Regions from separate parts of the Homo sapiens genome. Here regions 2, 3 and 4 are each linked to region 1. Evidence: chromatin contacts called from ENCODE Hi-C or POLR2A ChIA-PET data. All regions are on one chromosome and are shown on one strand. Each heading gives the region's core, a stretch centred on a gene start or an enhancer-like site at or near the end of the contact. The rest is flanking DNA. Distances are from core to core; before and after follow the strand shown. Region 1 overlaps AUTS2 (activator of transcription and developmental regulator AUTS2). Region 2 overlaps AUTS2 (activator of transcription and developmental regulator AUTS2). Region 3 overlaps AUTS2 (activator of transcription and developmental regulator AUTS2). Region 4 overlaps AUTS2 (activator of transcription and developmental regulator AUTS2).

Region 1 (4,411 bases), core at 550-3,049:
CTAATGGGACTGAGGGTTAAGTACAGCAAGGGGTGTGTCTCCTCACCCCAAGCCTCGGGGGCTCTCTAAGAGCAAAGAGTGATAGTAGTGAAAGCGTATAATTCAGCACGGTTTTGTCCCAGATAGTATTCACTGAAATGTTCAAGGGAAAACTAAAAAAATGCAGTTATATTGTATCTATATTCATATTTAATTAAAAAGAGAGTTAACAGCACTTCCAAGAGGGAGGTCATTCCTTGTTCAGCACAAGATTTCTGTGCAAAGCTATGGGCAATAAAACAATTCAACATATAAACATTTACAAAAGCTACCATTTCAGTAATGCTACTAATGCTTTAGCAAACAACTCTGAAGATAAGAAACAAATCACAATCCTGCAGCTGGGGGCAGCCATAAGAGAATCAAGATCATCAACCACTGTCAAAGTCCAATAAAATCCACCCTCTCTCTTCCTTCTTCTCTTGTTTGCCTCTGGGCTCCAACTGCCTTTAACAGAGTTGTATCATATGAAAATGTTTACAAGAAACAAAGTTATATGTAAGAACTTGAATATGATACAGTTGGCCCTCTGTATCCATGGATCCAACCAATGGCAGACCAAAAATGTGGCCTACAATGGTTGCTTATATACTGAACATGCACAGGCTCTTTGTCTTGTAATTATTGCCTAAACAATGCAATATAATAACAAATTGCATAGCTTTTACACTGTACTAGGTATTATAAATAATTTAGAGATGATTTAAAGTTTGTGAGAGGATGTGTGTTGGTTACATAAAAATACTATAACATTTTATTTAAGGAACTTGAACATCCACAGCTTTTAGTATCCATGGGGAGTCCTGGAAAGAATCCTCCTTGGATACGGAAGGAAAAATGTATCCCAAAGTTCAAGAGAACAAATAACCATTTACTCCTGCATAGTAACTTTATGAAGAGCTAAAGGAAGAAAGGAGGATGAAGTCCTACGATAAACTCACAGAGAACACTACAAGATGTCAGCAGATTTTACATAAGAACCTCACACAGTTGTATACATTTAAAGAGAACTACACAAAGGTAAGACATGAGCAGGCAGCTGGGATTGCCAAGCATTCCCCTAGGTTGGTTTCCAGACAAATAGGTGTTTTGTGTGGTTTTCTTTTTTGGAGACAGGACCTCGCTCTGTTGCCCAGGCTGGGGTGCAGTTGCGTGAACATGGCTCACTGCAGCCTTAACTTCCTGGGCCCTTGCAATCCTCCCACTTCAGCATCCCAAGAAACTGGGACAACAGGCATGCGTCACCATGCCCAGCTAATTTTTTTATTTCTCTAGAGACAAGGTCTCATCATATTGCCCAGGCTGGTCTTGAATTCCTGTGCTCAAAGCAATCCTCCCACCTTAGCCTCCCAAAGTGCTGAGATTACAGGCGTGAACCACAGCACCCATACCAATAACTGTATGTTTGACCCTTTGGGCAAGGTGTGACATTCAACTCTGCCTATGTATATACATAACTGAATCTCCAAATGCACCTTTGGCTTTTACAGTCTTAGAAAATGAATTACAAATTGGGCATGAAGACATCCAACAGTTCTCAAGCAACATTTACCACACAGAATTGCCTGCGTCTGCCTGTCTTAAAGCCCACCCACAATTTCATTTTCAATTAACAGCTCCTCGAAAGGCAGTAATGAAAGCAGTTGCTAAAGAGCATTCAGATGTCACCGAAAGACTGCAAACCCAAACTGTAAATAGCACATTGTGAGTCGCCTGTCACCACCATCAACTCCCACGGGAATCACGCAGCATGTGGCTATCACAACCATCTGCTCAGTTCCCCACCACCACCAGTGCAAACCACACAGACACCCATCTCCTCCCACTTCCCACTCATTACCTGTCATGTACAGACTTGTGTGGATACAAGATTGCTGTGAACAGAGATTAGAATGCAGAATGTACAGAGGCTTATTTCATGTTCTTTAGCTGAGATCTGGCCACATGCAGATAACTTTATATCATCACAAGAGGGAAAAATGTAAAATTTAATCAGCACAAAAATACACAGTTTCAAATAAAGAAAGGGAGTTCTGTCCTACCCTCATCAACTACCAAAAGTGTACTGGCTAGGCCTTATTAAAGGAAAGATGTGCTCCCTCATTCTTCAATCACTGACATTGTAGAAATTTATGGGAGCCAGAGTTGAGAATCACTCCTGTCACTTTATCTTTCTTAACTCCTCTATCAATATATGGGATTTAAATGGCCCTTAATAAAGTTCTGCATGCACAAATACACATATAAAATTTTCTTACTTTGGGAAATATAAAAGGTCACTGTTTTATGGAACAACTCCTGTAGGTATCAGGATCACCCAAGCTGAATTATGGCCCATTCTTTTCATTGCAGTTCCTTTTCCCATTCAGCTTATTTTCTCTCTGCAGGTTTTATTTTATGAGGTGGTAGTTAATGTGCTGTGTTGGTTAATTTAGGGTATCAACTTGACTGGATTAAAGAATACCTAGAGAACTGGTACAGCATTACCTTTGGGTGTGTTTGTGAGGGTGTTTCCAGAGGAGATTGGCATGTGAGTCTCAGTGAACTAAGTAGGGAAGGATCTGCCCTCCATGTGGGCAGGCACCATGCAATCAGCCGGGTGTCCAGATAAAACAAAAACAGAGGAAAGGCGAAATGGTCTCTCTCTCTCTCCTAGAGCTGGGATATAATTTCCTGCCCTTGATCATCTAAACTCTAGGCTCTCTAGGCTTTGGACTTGAGGACTACCCCAGTCTCAGGCCTTCAGACTTGGTCTGAGCCATACTGTGAATCCCAGGGTCTCCATCTTGCAGATGGCTTGTTATGGGACCTCTCAGCCCCCATAATCATGTGAACAAATTCCCCGAATGAATCCCCTCTTATCTACCCACATATATATTCTACTGGTACTTGCTCTCCAGAGAATCCTAATACATATGCTATGTCCTTTTCATAGTCAATTTTTACTAAATTTTTATTTAAAATTACAAATGTCATTTAGGATAAAATTATTACTGGTCATAACATTCCAAAGATGTATCTCACTGAAGTTAAGTGATGTTTATGCTCACTATTCCCAACATTCAGGGCTCACAGCAACAAAGTATAGAGTCAAAAGACACAAAATGAAAAACACGAATAAACCTGTTTCCAAATGCTCAAGATAAAACAAAAGCAAAACACCTTTCATATAACTCATTATTATATTAGTGTCAGGTTTACCAATCCCAGTTACAAACCAATACTTCCAATACAATACGTGAGTAATTCCTGAACACAGACAAGCCTAGATTGGGGTTCTTCAATTACCTGATGTTAAAACTAGCATCTCACTCTTATTCAAGTCAATCAATATTCCAAAGAGAGATCATAAGCCAATCTTTTATTCCCTCCATCTTTCCTTACAGTTTTTCTTATTTCTATACTTTAGGCAAGGGGAAAAAGTAGTATGCAACTTAAATTCATAAAAAGGAAAAAAATATAAAGAATTTTATTTGATACCTTAGCTTGTAACCTTCACATGACTACAAAATTTTTCGAAAGCAAATGAAATCCCAATTAACATGGTAAACTTGAAATTTTGAAGTATGAGGTAGAAACGGTTTAACTGACATTCTTAATACTAGTTCAAGGTACCAGCAGACATCTAAATATTATAACAAAAGTATGTATGAAAGAGCACATAGCAAAGTTCATGTCTTTTCATTATGACAGTAAAATCCCAAATTACATTCGTGTCTCAAATGCTCTGATTTCCAGAAACCTGTAGGCTCTAGAGTCAAGCTGGATAAATACCTGTGTGATTTTTGGCCTAGATTTCCATCCAAAACTAATTAGCAGATCTTCAGAAACGAGACTTGAACTGGATCCGTTTAATCAAAGTTTTCCATTATAAATCCTCCTTTGCAAGTTAATTTCTACTAGTAACAAATTTAGAGAAAGCTCTTCAGACAAAAGCAGTAAGTCTAAGTCGTGCTGAAATAAGGGACCAGCCTCTGGTAGCAAACACTCTCAACAGGAAAGAGCATGGGCTGGGATAGACTGTTCCATCAGGACAGGTGGGAAGAGAGGGTGGCTCAGTCACCTGGGCTCTTAAGTCTATAGCACCACTATCACTTACTCCAAGGAAGACCAAGGTACAATGTCAATACATGAAGCAGATGCAACCATGCAGAGTTCTAGTAATCACTCTAATTTTAAATGCCTGGCACTGGGATGGATTCCTCTTCTTCCTAGAAAGCAGTAGACACTTTTGGTGTCTACAGTTTACAATGTCAACTACAAATCTCCCACCATACTGGATTTTCAGAGAGAGAAGAGCAAATTTTTATTCCTAAAAAGAAATACCTACCCAGATCAACTTGTATAAAGATTTTTAAACCACATAAGACAT
Region 2 (4,411 bases), core at 1,198-3,697, 230 kb after region 1:
CATTTAGATGAGGTATCTAAAATACTCAAATTCAGCTGGGTGTGGTGGTTCATGCCTGTAATCCCAGCACTTTGGGAGGCTGAGGCTGGCGGATTACTTGAGGTCAGGAGTTCAAGGCCAGCCTGGCCAATATGGTGAAACCCTGTCTCTACTAAAAATACAAAAATTAGCTGGGTATGGTGGCGCGAGCCCGTAATCCCAGCTACTCAGGAGGGTGAGGCAGGAGAATCACTTGAACCTGGGGGATGGATGCTGCAGTGAGCCGAAACCATACCACTGCACTCCAGCCTGAGCAACACAGAGAGCCCGTCTCAAAAAATAAAAAATAAAATAAAATACTCAGATTCATAGAAAGAGAAATGAGAATGGTGCTTACCAGGGGCTGGAGGGAACAAGGGAGGGGAGTTGTTGTTTAAGGGGTATAGAGTTTCATATTCACAAGATGAAAAATTTCTGGAGCTCTGTTTCACAATGAAATGACTATACTTAACACTACTGAAGTATCTACACTTTAAAATGGTTAAGATGGTACACTTTGTAATATTTTTTTAACACAATAAAAAACAACAATGATAATGCGTGTATGCTAGCACACATGCACAATAAGTAGATAAAGACAGGCCTAGGGACAACTCATCTTAAGTAGCTGTTTAAAGTGATTTCATGCAAGTAATTGAATCAGACAGTATATTTGCCACCTGGATTATAACTGCTAAACAAAATGCTCAAAAGCCAATTCTGACAATCCCTACCTATGTAACCATACTTAAGTATTCATAAATGAATCAATGAATGACTTGAATCAATGGATTACTTCTGAAAAACAACTACTATAGGATTTCTATTTAGTATAAGGCAGCATGCCTAAACCCACTTCATGATAAGAATAACATACACGTGCCATTAAATTTTTCCAATGTAACAGGAAAAAAAGTCAATGCTCTTCCAAAACACATCTAACTAAAAAATGTAGTATCTATGTAGAGACAAGTATATAATGTTAAAAGAAAACAACTGTTTAGTCAAGAAATGGTAATTCTTATAAGTTTTTTTAAAGGAAGAAAAGGGGACTGATTTCATTCAAAGGTCCTTGTGTGTCACAAAAGTTAAAAAAAAATTTTCTCAAATGTCTAAATTCAACCAAGTAAGGCAACACTCAACCATTTCATCCAGTTAAAATAAATAAAACTAAAAATCTATTCCATAGATGATGTATGTAACTGACATTTGCTTCTACTCCCCAAAATAAATTATTACTGACATGAAATATACAATCACATATCTTACAAGCCCAAAACATAGAAATGCAAAAGTACACACAGTCTTCTCTTTCCTGATTTCTTCCAAATGTAGATCATTCCCAGAAGTATTTTTTTCATTATTTAAAACTATCAATCTAGAAAGATTTCAATGCAGACAGAGTTATTTTTTTACATTTGAAATGTCTGCCGAACAATCTACCAGGTATCACACATCATCATTTATTTCCATAAAATCAACACAAATTTTAAAATGCAATAGCTAAGTTTACTGAACACTTAGTTATAACTGCCTCAATATTAACTAAACAATTCTCAGAGCTGCCTTATAAGGTAAGACCTGGAATCCCCATTTTATAGGTAAGATAACTGAGGCATGTAGCTAAGGCATTGTTGAGCCTGAATGTAAATCCTGGCAGACTGGTTCCAGAACCCATGCTATTATATTAACCACTACCAATACTATCGCCCATTAATGTACATGAAAGACACTGACACACTGGTCAATTCTTCTGTAACTCCAGGAAATGGTCCTACAGAGAGAACTAAAGAGAAACTACGAATGCCAAACATTCTGGCCTTGGCCAGTCACAATCTCTCTAGCTTTGTTTTTCTTATTGTGAAGTAAGTTTAAAAAATCCAACACCTGATAATATAGTTGGCTGGAAACAAAACCCAGCAAAAATATACACATATACTTCACTATGGCGACAGCATGGCCAATTACTCTCCTGATATCTCCCTTCTTCCACTTCCAATCTAGAGACAGGCCTTCCTTTGCCAAACATACTTTCCCATCCCCACAAAAGTAATTCTACAGCAAAACGTGCAGCATTATCGGCAAAAGCTAAACAGAAGGAGTCAGCATCTCTCTTCTAAGCCATGTCCCTGTCTGAAATATAATACAGTGGGCAAGTTGTTTCTCTGAAATAGATGGATCTATGGTTTGAGGGCAGCACAGAGCGTAAATCTGTCTCCATGAATGGCTCACGCCGTGTCTTTCTCGTTTTGTGTGCTATTGTGTGCTATCTGGCAATATATCTGTCACAGCTCTACTTCCTCCCTTCCACAAGAACAAAAGTTGAGAGAGATTGGAAATACAACCCCAGGCACAGCCTTATAAAGGCCACAATTGAGTTTCTGAAAACTCCAGGCCAACTCTAGGCAAAGCACCAGTTCAGCCTGTCTGTACACGAGGCAATTTGGTTAAGTAATAACACCATTTCGCCATGATTTTTGTTCCGCTCACAACAGAAATCATATCAGAGAAACCACGACTTACCATAAAATTATTTTAAAAAGAGAAACTTGATTCTGATATCCAAATAGAATATAAATTCTGCTTTTACACACGCTGGTCCCATCTGTAACACCCAGAAGTCAATTCAAGAGGCTGTAGACAGTGAAGGGATAACTTCAGATTTCCCTTGAAATGTTTTTGCAGCCTCAGCAGAAATTCAAAATGCCAGTAGTGTTGCTCTCAGTGTCTCTGTTCTGGCCCCCAAGACCCACAGGCCTGGCTTCCTCCAAGAAATGCTTGCATGAGGATCAAGCAGGGGACGAGTTTTTCCTGTGCCTGTCAGAAAGAATACTGGCCTTTCAGATGAGCACTTCCAGATTTCATAGGTCAGCCTGAGAACTTAAAACACTATTACAAAATCATTGTCCTTCAGCCCCAAGCATCTTAAAAGTAATTTATCAGCAGCATCACTGCCAACCTTACCCCAAGAGCTTGCTTTGGCATAACAACTGTTCAGGGTCTCAAAATGGGCTTTTCCAGAGAACTCGTAGAGGTCCCTGTGTTTAAATTACTGATCCCAAAACTCAAAATAGAATCTCAGCCCATTTGAAAACTGCACTTATAAAAACCACCATTTAGGCTCAAAGCTATGTAATTTGCAAATGCTCCTGCTTCTGTCTAAGTTTGCTTTTGGTGCTTAAAATCCAGCCAAAGGATGGAATTTAATACAACTACAAAATTAACAACAGATGGCCTAGTACATTTAACCTAGAGGAGTAAACAATGTGAGCGATGTCTCCAAAAAATAAATCTCCCCAGGAAGGCTATAAGAATATCTGAAAAACACCAAAATAAAAACTGGTGACTTCAAAAACGAAACTCAAACCCAGATTAGATCATCATGTAAGCATTACCATTTCCCTAACAATAAGTGTCAGTTTCTCCTTTCATCCACGTAGACCTTTTGTTAAGGACAAGATACCATCTTTTTTCCTCACTCTTCAACAACTTTCTCATCCTATAGAAGGGAAACGCTGGCAAAGGCTGGGTTAATGCTGGGGTTTCCAGTTAAGCACTATAGTTTTACAACAGTACAAAAATAACCAATTTTCAAACTATCAGAACACAATAAAAGATATTCAGCATGAACTTTAATATAATGTAGCTTTCCTTTGAAGACCCTGGAAAACTTGTACCTTGGATTTGTTGCCAGAAACATCAGTTATCACTATTAGTCAAGGTAGAGTGATGGGCAGCTCAGAGACCAGTAGGGGGCCACTAACTAAATCTTAACATCAAGCACCTCACTTCTCTGGGCTTTTGGCTGTCTTTATTTATAAAGAATGGTACACAGAGACTCTCTAAACTCTATCAGCTCTGACAGCCTATATTTCTTCAGAAACCCTTATACTCAAAAAGCTCCATTTAACAAGACATCCAAATAGATTAGATTTTCTATCTCTCTTCAGAAATTTTCTATCAGCTGATAATTCCCAAGGAATCTCCATAAACAGGCACCAAAATTGTCCACTGTTAAAATGAATGATGAGAAGCTGTGTGTTCTTGAAAAGCATCTACATATGAAACATAATGCACTTCCTTTACCCTTCTGTGAAAAAAATCTACTTCAATATATGAAGCATGGTCAGAAAACAGTTTCAGAATACTTTAAAAAAAAAAAAGAAAAAAGAAAAAAACCAGAGTTTCAGGAATAAATAAGAATTTAGGGCTGGCAGGTAGGGAGCCTATCCACTGAAAAATTAACTAAAAAGAGAAGTAAGATTTCCACAGAATACTGAAAAGTAATCATCGTTTATTTTCAGTTTTTCCTCCCCAAGATGGACATATGGCTATAGAGGCACAAAAATGTCTTACCATTCTAATATTTAAATTGTCAGACTTACTTAAGTCA
Region 3 (4,411 bases), core at 499-2,998, 210 kb after region 1:
CAAAATGTCTGATCTACTTGAAGAAGTGAAGGAAAAGCGGCATGCTGATCCACTACAGAAAGTTCCCATGGTACCTCATGAATTTTTGAAGCTGTCTCATAAATCAGTTCAGCCAAGATCACTTAACTTGGTCTTGTTACAAATCCTGCTGCCACAGTGGACAGTGTCTGAAATTGTAATTTAAAAATGGAGGAAGGACTCTTCCACAAAAGCTGGGGTGGAGAGCTCACAATGCCAGTTCAGGAGTGTCTGAATACAGAGCTTGGGATGCCCAAAGTCAAGGACGAGAGGAAACTGATCTGAGCACTAACAAAATCCTAAGCTGCAGAAGATTCATTTTCTTTCACTTATTTCTGTAGGTATAAAGCTAAGACAGTCTGAGAAAAAGCTCAGACTGCACCTCATAGCAAATCTAGAAAGCCTACCCCTGACATCACCACAGCACTTCTCATATTGAATCACGATTGGTGGGTTTCTTAATTTAATCCTCTCTCAACTGTGAGTTCCCCAAGGCAGAGATCATTTTATTTATCCCCAGTGCACCTAGCTCAGTGCATGGCACCATGGATACAGTACATAAATATTTGGTGGATGTCTACTTAGAAGAGGCAATGCTTCTTGTAAAAGAAAAGGAAGCCTATACAATTCAGTTCATTTGCCCTTGGCAAAGAGGAACATAAGATCTACATCCTAAAACTGATTCTCAGAGTAAGGTCCTTGGACTAGTAGCATCAGCAATGCCTGGGGCCACATGAGAAATGCAAATTTTAAGGCCCCACCCAGGCATACTGAATCAGAAACTATGGATGAGGTCTAGCAATCTACATTTTAATAAGCCCTCCAGACGATTTTAATGAAAAGTAAAGTTTGAGAATCATTGTCCAACAGTTTCTGTGCATACACATACGTTACAGCTTCCTAACCTATCCCTTAGAAGTGAGACAACTGAATAAGATAACTCTAAACGTTTTTTAGATGTTTGGAAATAAGTTTACACACAACCATGAACCAGCTTTCCTGGTGGTGTTAATTAATTACATATGCAATGCTGGTTCAGTGGTTTTTATTAATCTGTTTCTCTCTGCTCACAGCAAAGACATACATATTTTACCAATGAAAATACAAAAGTCAAACCAACAGCTGAGACACTAGAAAAAAAATCTTTTTACAAATTGACCAGAACACATTAGAAAATTAATGTTACACAAAGTGACAAGAAGGTCAGGTTCTTAGGGCAAAATGGAGGTCATTCTGCATTTATCTCCAACTCAAACAACTAAAAGACATTCAGCAAAGATCTCCTCATTCTCCCCACTCTGTGCATGGCTATGGTGGCCTTCTCCCAGATTATCTGCTGGTATTTCTAAAGAGCAGATCGAGATAAGAGGGTAAGAGTATTCAGAGTGCTCAAAGAGGGAGGAGCAATTTTGTCACATGGAGACTTCAATGACATGTCAACAATGAGCCTAATTACCCTGCTGCTATTCTGAAAATAATTCTATACCCTTCACGTAAAAAAAAAATTCTATACCCCAGTGAGTCTATTTTGGAGGGAAAACAGCCCAGCAAAGACACCCTTGGCCAGCATTAGAGAAGGCTGACGTTACTAAGGAAACTCACTTGGGGAGGAAGTGCTGAGTCTCTTGGCCTTTCCCTGAGGAGGGGTAAGGTAACCAAACCAAAAAGGGAAGAACAGAGGTCCTCTTGAGCCTATGCAGCTGCTAGAGGTGCACCGAGGCTAACCGCAGGCTTCTAGAGGTGTCAAACTGCTCTGCAAAACTAAATTTGTCCTTGTGGCTGGAGAAATCGCAAAAAGAAAAGTGAATTCTCACCCATGATCTGACAGATGCATGTGCTTCACTAGCCACGAATATATTCAGATATTAAAGGGGCAGCAATTTTTAAAACTGATCATAATACGTTTTCATTCAGGGCCCACAAAACAAAAATACCACAAAGGGTGTCTTCCTATTTGTAGATGGAAAAAGAGCATTTCTTGAGTGTCAAGAAGGCCCCTTCTTGTGTTCTCCCGTAATACAGAAGCTACTGACCAAGAAACCGTGCTTAAAAATAAAGATTTTTTTTAATGTCTAGTTTCCATACCCAGTTTCAAGAAATTCAAAATTAGAGTAATTTTGGTCAAAATCTGTTAGATTTATTCCTGCAGTTGTGGGAGGGGGGCATTTTTAAAATGCTTCACTAAAACAGAAAATATACAAAAGCATGCTCTTAAAATATAGCAAAATATTATAAACAACATCAAGCCTATTAATGTCTACTATCAATCTAGTTTTAAGAGGATAGTTTTTTAAAATGGATATGAACATTTGCCCAATTAATTTTGTTTTTAAAGTGAGTATTAAAAAGCACAATATTTAGTCGAATGTGATTCAAATTCATCCAAATCAGGACCTACCCCTAATCAAATATCTGACTACAATTTTTCAAACAGTTAATAATTTTTTTGTTTTATATTTTATTAAGCTGAATAACACAATATAGTATTTCCTCTATATGACCAACCTGAAAATATTATATTCCCTGTTACTTTGTTAATCTATATTTATATTTTTAAAAAAATTTTTTTTCTTTTTTATACAAGAGTCTTGATCTGTTGCTCAGCCTGGAGTGCAGTGGTGCGATCACAGTTCACGGCGGCCTTGATCTCTGGGGCTCGAGCTATCCTCCCACCTTAGCCTCCAAAGTAGCTGGGACCACAGGGGTGTGCCACCACATGTGACTTTTTTTTCTTTTTTCTTTTTTTGTAGAAATGGAGTCTCACTGTGTTTCCCAAGCTGATCTCAAACTCCTGGGCTCAAGCAATCCTCCCACCTCAGCCTGCCAAAGCGCTGGGATTACAGGCATGAGCTACCATGCCTGGCCTGTTAATATATTTTCAGTGATTAAACAAATGATGACAAAACATAGGTTACCACGTTCTCTCCCATGGAATACCCATTTCTGTAAACACCCAAAATGTTCCAGTGGGGTTTTCCTGCTTTATAAAGCAGTACATATTTTAAACCCCTTTTACTCTTAATTTCAAAGACGTTTGGCGTTTTGCAAAGCTAGAAAAAGTAATTTTATCTCTCACTGCCATACCTACAGTCAAACTATAAATAGTAAGGCCACCTTGTAAAATAATGGATTTCAATCTACTTTCAACTTTGAGGGTCCGCATTACAACTATAATTACTTCTTTTAGATAACTCCTGTCCACTAAGCACCCAAATACAGAACAACGAAAGCCAACTTTCCACTTATGAAAACCCACAGAGTTTAATTTGTGATCTATTCTTTGTTCCTGAATAGGAACATGGTTTTGCCATGTTGCCTAGGCTGGTCTCAAACTCGTGAGCCCAAGCCATCTGCCCATCTCAGCCTCCCAAAGTGCTGGGATTACAGGTGTGAGCCACCATGGCTGGCCATAGAGCTTTTCTTATCCCCTGACTTCCTTTCCATGTCATTACGTTTTCTATTTTCACTCAGAACCCAAACTTTTTTCCCCAAACATGGCTGGGCATCAAAATCACCTGCAGATGCTATAACAGGATGTCTTAAAAGAACAGTAAAGAAAATAAAAATTATAATTTTTAAAAAGTAGAAAAAAAATTACCTGCAGGGCTTTCAAAAATTAAACATTCCTAATCCTTACCCCCACTGAGTCAGAATTTCCAGGAGTGAGACACAGAAATCCCTATTTGTTTTTAATGAATACTCAAATTTCAAAACTAGTACTTGGTAGCAGGGAATCAACAAGCAACACCTATTAGTTCCACCTAACTGCCCCAGCAACAATCACACACGAGTCTAAGGAAGCCATCACTGCAAGTAAAAATGTTTTAAGAGGAGACATCTAAATGGCAGAACAATAAGGTAAAATGAAAACCTAGTGTTGCCCATGAAATTCAGCAAATCTACCTGTAGTCTCCCATCTCCCTGCCCAATAGTGTAAAGACCACAGTAGTGGTTCCCAAGTTTTAGCAGGCATTAGAATCACCCTACACAGCGTATTAAAATTTCTGATAAGGGAATGGGGATCTCATGAATTTGCATATCTAACAAATTCCCAAGGGATGCTGCTGGTCCAATAACCATGCTTTGAGAACCACCAGGCTAAAGCAATGTCATGGAAATCAAATCTGGTGCAATTCCAGCTTTATCGCTAACTAGCTACACAACTTTGAGCAAGTCTCAAATTCTCTAAATTTTGTCTTCTCTTCTTCAGTGGGAGAGAGAGAGAGAGACAGACAGAGAGAGAGATATGATATCACAGTATCTCCTCTACCTCCAATACTACCAGTTCTATGAAACACAAATCCCAGCTGAATGAGCACATGAAAATGCAGGAATCTTAAAGGTAAAAGAAAAGGTTCCAGTCCTTGAAACAAGCAGTCAAGTATATTAACAG
Region 4 (4,411 bases), core at 1,387-3,886, 170 kb after region 1:
CATACTATTTCCGCTTGTCATCTTTTCTCAAAGCACATGAAGACTTAAGATTTAAATCCTCAGTGGATCAAGAGTTGATGAGAAATTACCACCACAGGCCACACTCCATACACAGCACTTGTTTTTGGCCTCTCCAAAGGAAATCTTTCCAAGTAGGTTGGAAAGTCAACAAGATGGTAACTAGAAGCAGAACTTTTTTTATTGCTAGAACTATCCAAGCCCATCGCCACTTTAAATTTTGCCTAAAAATTAACAATCCCTGGGCAAAAGCTCTTTCTCATAGCCGAAGGAGCAGTGATAACCTCACACCTAAACTCTGCATTGCTCTCCTATTGAAAGACATTTCTGGCCGGGCGCAGTGGCTCATGCCTATAATCCCAGCACCTTGGGAGGCCGAGGCGGGCAGATTACCTAAGGTCAGGGGTTTGAGACCAGCCTAACATGGTGAAAGTCCGTCTCTATTAAAAATACAAAAAAATTAGCCAGGCATGGTGGCAGGCGCCTGTAATCCCAGCTCCTTGGGAGGCTGAGGCAGGAGAATTCCTTGAACCCGGGAGGTGGAGGTTGCAGTGAGCCAAGATCACACCATTGCACTCCAGCCTGGGCAACAAGAGCAAACCTCCATCTCAAAAAAGAAAAAAAAAAGACATTTCTGATTTAAGTATGTTTTTGTCAAGAATCTTTAATTATGTTTCACAATTGTGTCTTCCTTTCTTTCACTTGCCTAAGATTTCAACTTCAGTGCCTCAGAAGTAGATTAAATAAAGATAAGCTCTTGTCAATCAGAGCTGGCTTCTCCTCCCCCCACCTACCTTCTCTGGTTACTAGTTCCAAATGCTGCCAATCAAGAAAAATTCTTGCACATCAGCTGTCATTCTTTCCTGTCTAAATGACGCTGGTCACACTTCATTAGGAACACTGTCCTGATCAAAAGCTACAGCCAATCATGTCCACAGAACATCGAAGAAGCAGCTGGTCATGTCTAGCTGGTGTCTGGCACAATTCCCACTCACAGAGGATGCAAGCAGGGCCAGACACACTTCCCCAGGGCCAAAGAGGCAGCTAGTCATGTCTCTGGCACATTACAGGCTGCTGTAAACTACATGTCCTCTGCTGATTGTGTTCCTACGTCATTGGCCCACTAAAGATAGTCTCAAACTTGAGTAAGTCCTCGTAGCCACAAAGACCACTGGGAGTTTAGCAGTCCTCTCCTTCATTAGCTGGTTGTGACACTGAGGGATTTAAGTCAAGCTGCTGGTTTCTAATTCTCCAGACAGCAGGTTCAATCCTTCCCCAACATACAGAAGTTTACAACAGCCACCATTCTATACACCGACGACAACATCCATACTCTCTTAGCACAGACTGCATATACTATGTCAAGGAAACAGTAAAGAATTAGCACAAATCTGATAGTTAAAGCCTCAAAGAGCCAATTCTTTCAACTCAAATACTTATTTTCAACTGTATTGACATAGTACTGTTGTGACATTTACTTAAAAAGATGAGGTGGGTGGGAGATTTTTAAAACTACAGCCCTTTAAACACCTAAAGAAACAGTAGGATAGAAGCAAGAGCAGAATTTGGTTGAGGTATTTTTGGTTGTTGTTTTCTTTTGAGCTTGCAAGCTCTTTATTCTCCAGTTGAGCTATCCTGTTTGTCCCCAGGGTATAGTGCAGAAAGCTTTATACCCAAGATTCAACATGCCAGTCATGCCCTTAAATCCCAGATGTGTGTACCCACATCAGGAGCCTGGCTGTGTCAATATGCAGGTGCGGAATGACTCAGAGGTGGGCCATTCATACCAGAAGAGGCATTTGCCTGGGTTCAGAGTGAATCAGAAGTTCAGTTATTAGTAATAGAAGTGGTTATTTAAATGTATGATTTCATCCTAATTAAAACTAATGGGGGAGAGAATTTGCATTTAGCTGCCTAGTAAATAGCTCTGTTATTTCACTTTTAATATCTGAAGGGTATTAGCAAGATAAGGTTTTCAGGGCAGGAGGGGAGGGAAGTGAAGGTGGTGGGTTGTTATTCCCACCCCCTGAAGATTGGTTTTATATCCTATTCCTTTTCTTTAGTGCTTTTTAACAACCTCCACCCATCTAACCAACCCCCTAGGCCAGAACCTAATAAAACATTCCATCTTAGAAAGCTAACAGTCCAGTACACCTAAGAAAACCACCCAGGGACACCACCGAACATCTTGCATTCACACTAATAACTGCAGGATATCTGATTAGGAGAATGCAAAATAAGAAGCCATTAATAGCAGCCCTCATCTCCTTCCTCCACACTGATTACCAAAAGAACAGCAGCAGCTGAATCAGAGCTAAATCCTATTCACAAGGGACCTAGGGCAACAAAGAGGAAAAAAAACCGTTAGAGTAGTGCTTCTCAAGGGAAGCTGCTTTAAGTCATTTTGATTCTGGCATCAATCACGCCTGCCACAAACCAATAAGCATGTATAACGCAAGCAAAGACTAGATTCCATTCCTTCCCTCCCTCCTGGGGTTCAGCACAGTGCACCTAGCATACTTAATTGCCCTGCCAACCAAACTGCTACTTGCAAGGCCTCCAGAGGAACTCAGCTAGTCCAAGGCTGAGTTTAACTCACAGGCTTAAATGTTTACCCTGAGAGCACAAAAATATCAGCTGGGGAGAGGGAACAGATGGCCTCAGGGCAGCCCACTCTCACTCTCACAGAAGCTGACTAACCACAAGACTCTTTCGAAGAGTTTTACCCTCTCTGTGCCTTAGTTTTTTTACCTGATAGCATATCTGCTCCCCAGGGTCATTGTGGGAAGTAAACAAATTAATTCACATAAAATACCACGAACAGTGCTTAATAAAAATTAAGTGTCTCCACCCTTGTCCCCCTCCCATGTACCTATAGAAGAGAGAGAAGGGGATGAAAAAGGAGAGAAGGAAAAAAAAAATGGATCCAAGGATATGGCTTAGATTTACAGATAAAGAACCTGATGGCCCACCTCCCCAAATGACCCCCTTGCATTGAACTTTACTCCACCCCAAATCTGTAGTTCTCTCCCTTCCAAAGGCACAGTTTCTGACTCCTGGCTTAGCAGTCAGTGAAGATGATCAGAATTCCCCTTCTCTGCAAAGAACCTCAGCAAAAAAAAAAATAATAATTAGCGTTTCCATAAACACAGTATTTTGAGATTGGTGAGGGATCTGTGGATCCCCAAACTCTGTGCAAGTCAAAATGAATTTGCTGGTAGACAGCCAATGTTTCCGATTTGATTTGGCAGAATATACCCAGTTAGGATGTTCTCTCAATGCAATTAGCAATGCACTGTCAATGAGCAGTTTAGCTATTGACAATACCTGTTGCAATTTAATTTTAAATGTCAATGACTTGTTTGGGTTCACTGTAACAAGGCTTTTATGCATGACAAATAAGCATCCTAGAACAACAGGATGGATGAGCAAAACAAGAGGGTGAAGAAAATCAATAGACACTGTATAAGGGGCTGTCTTTCAAACATCCCCCTGTGGCTATGACTGCCATGAACAAGGCAGGCTGCTCCTCCCAGGAGCAGACTGGGGACTTAGGGAGTGTGTTACTGTCATCTACTTTTGCAACTGATGCCCACTGTTCCTAATGGGATATGGGAATGAGGAGCAGACCAGGTTCTGGAGATAACCCGGACTAGGCAAAAATGCTAGCCCAAGCAGGGACTTGCTTCTGAGGACACCACAGTGACTCTGCCCGACTTTTACTAGCTAGGTGGCCTTGAGCAAGTTATCTAACCTCTCTTTGCCTCAATTTCTTCCTCATCTATACAATTAGGATAATTGTAAAGAATATATAAACAAACATATTACAAGCACTTAGCACAGTACTTGGTACATTAATAGCATTTGATAAATGTTAGCCTCTTGTTATTATTCAATTGAGTTAAATGGTTGATATTACTCAAAAAAGAAACAAAAAAAACAATCTATACACTCGCACAACATAGAAGGATGTCACCAATTCAAGCATCTACAGTGCAGGACTTTGAGTAAAGTTGACTCCCATGGAAAAACTGAGAGGGGTAGAGTCTACAGCAAAATGGAAAATCTGTACCCCTTTCCTAGAGCACTCCTGCTCTCAATAACAAATGAAGCCAGGCATGCAGCATGGCCTGACACTGCCAGGTGTTCTGATTTTCCCGGAATAACCCTAAATCTGGATTTTTTTAAATGTGAAATGTCCTGGACTTTAAATGTTGAAAAGTACCTCCAAAATTTTTAAAACAACAAATATGCCAAATGAACCAAACCTGTGCCTGGACCAGGTTTATTAAAGACTATATTTCTGAGAAGTCTCTCGTCCAGGGTAACCCTTAAGAACTCCCTAGGGAAAAAAAAGTCACCAAAAGTCTTTACTCATTTCCCATATAGGTGA

What was found. Hi-C counts contacts between places; a loop is a spot of excess contacts on that map. ChIA-PET counts read pairs that join two places held with the same protein, here RNA polymerase II (POLR2A). Pooled maps may share reads with other maps.
Region 2: a loop to region 1 is called in a map with no recorded cell type, with 4 times the contacts of the local background. The contact joins two enhancer-like sites. A Hi-C loop is called at or near these places in 1 of 168 maps with a recorded cell type or tissue (GM12878), 8 of 37 single-sample maps with no recorded cell type and 6 of 50 pooled maps. POLR2A ChIA-PET finds 5 or more read pairs at or near these places in 2 of 52 experiments (GM12878 and HEK293).
Region 3: a loop to region 1 is called in a pooled map, with 4 times the contacts of the local background. The contact joins two enhancer-like sites. A Hi-C loop is called at or near these places in 1 of 168 maps with a recorded cell type or tissue (OCI-LY7), 12 of 37 single-sample maps with no recorded cell type and 4 of 50 pooled maps. POLR2A ChIA-PET finds 5 or more read pairs at or near these places in 1 of 52 experiments (HEK293).
Region 4: a loop to region 1 is called in a pooled map, with 9 times the contacts of the local background. The contact joins two enhancer-like sites. A Hi-C loop is called at or near these places in 18 of 37 single-sample maps with no recorded cell type and 5 of 50 pooled maps. POLR2A ChIA-PET finds 5 or more read pairs at or near these places in 3 of 52 experiments (CD8-positive, alpha-beta T cell, GM12878 and SK-N-SH).

What each region holds. Positions count from the first base shown.
Region 1 is chr7:69,903,844-69,908,254 of GRCh38, reverse strand. The region is part of intron 2 of AUTS2 (activator of transcription and developmental regulator AUTS2); the gene reads right to left. Among named protein-coding and RNA genes, the nearest start is that of AUTS2, 310 kb to the right of the region's middle. Within about 2 kb of position 1,799, at least 2 of the 41 ENCODE cell types and tissues checked have a DNase peak (open chromatin) inside an H3K27ac peak, as active enhancers do; they include GM12878, where a contact is called at or near this core.
Region 2 is chr7:69,676,592-69,681,002 of GRCh38, reverse strand. The region is part of intron 1 of AUTS2 (activator of transcription and developmental regulator AUTS2); the gene reads right to left. Among named protein-coding and RNA genes, the nearest start is that of AUTS2, 80 kb to the right of the region's middle. Within about 2 kb of position 2,447, at least 5 of the 41 ENCODE cell types and tissues checked have a DNase peak (open chromatin) inside an H3K27ac peak, as active enhancers do.
Region 3 is chr7:69,693,513-69,697,923 of GRCh38, reverse strand. The region is part of intron 1 of AUTS2 (activator of transcription and developmental regulator AUTS2); the gene reads right to left. Among named protein-coding and RNA genes, the nearest start is that of AUTS2, 97 kb to the right of the region's middle. RefSeq lists an enhancer at 672-721. Within about 2 kb of position 1,748, at least 4 of the 41 ENCODE cell types and tissues checked have a DNase peak (open chromatin) inside an H3K27ac peak, as active enhancers do.
Region 4 is chr7:69,736,758-69,741,168 of GRCh38, reverse strand. All of the region lies in intron 1 of AUTS2 (activator of transcription and developmental regulator AUTS2), which reads right to left. Among named protein-coding and RNA genes, the nearest start is that of AUTS2, 140 kb to the right of the region's middle. Within about 2 kb of position 2,636, at least 3 of the 41 ENCODE cell types and tissues checked have a DNase peak (open chromatin) inside an H3K27ac peak, as active enhancers do; they include GM12878, where a contact is called at or near this core.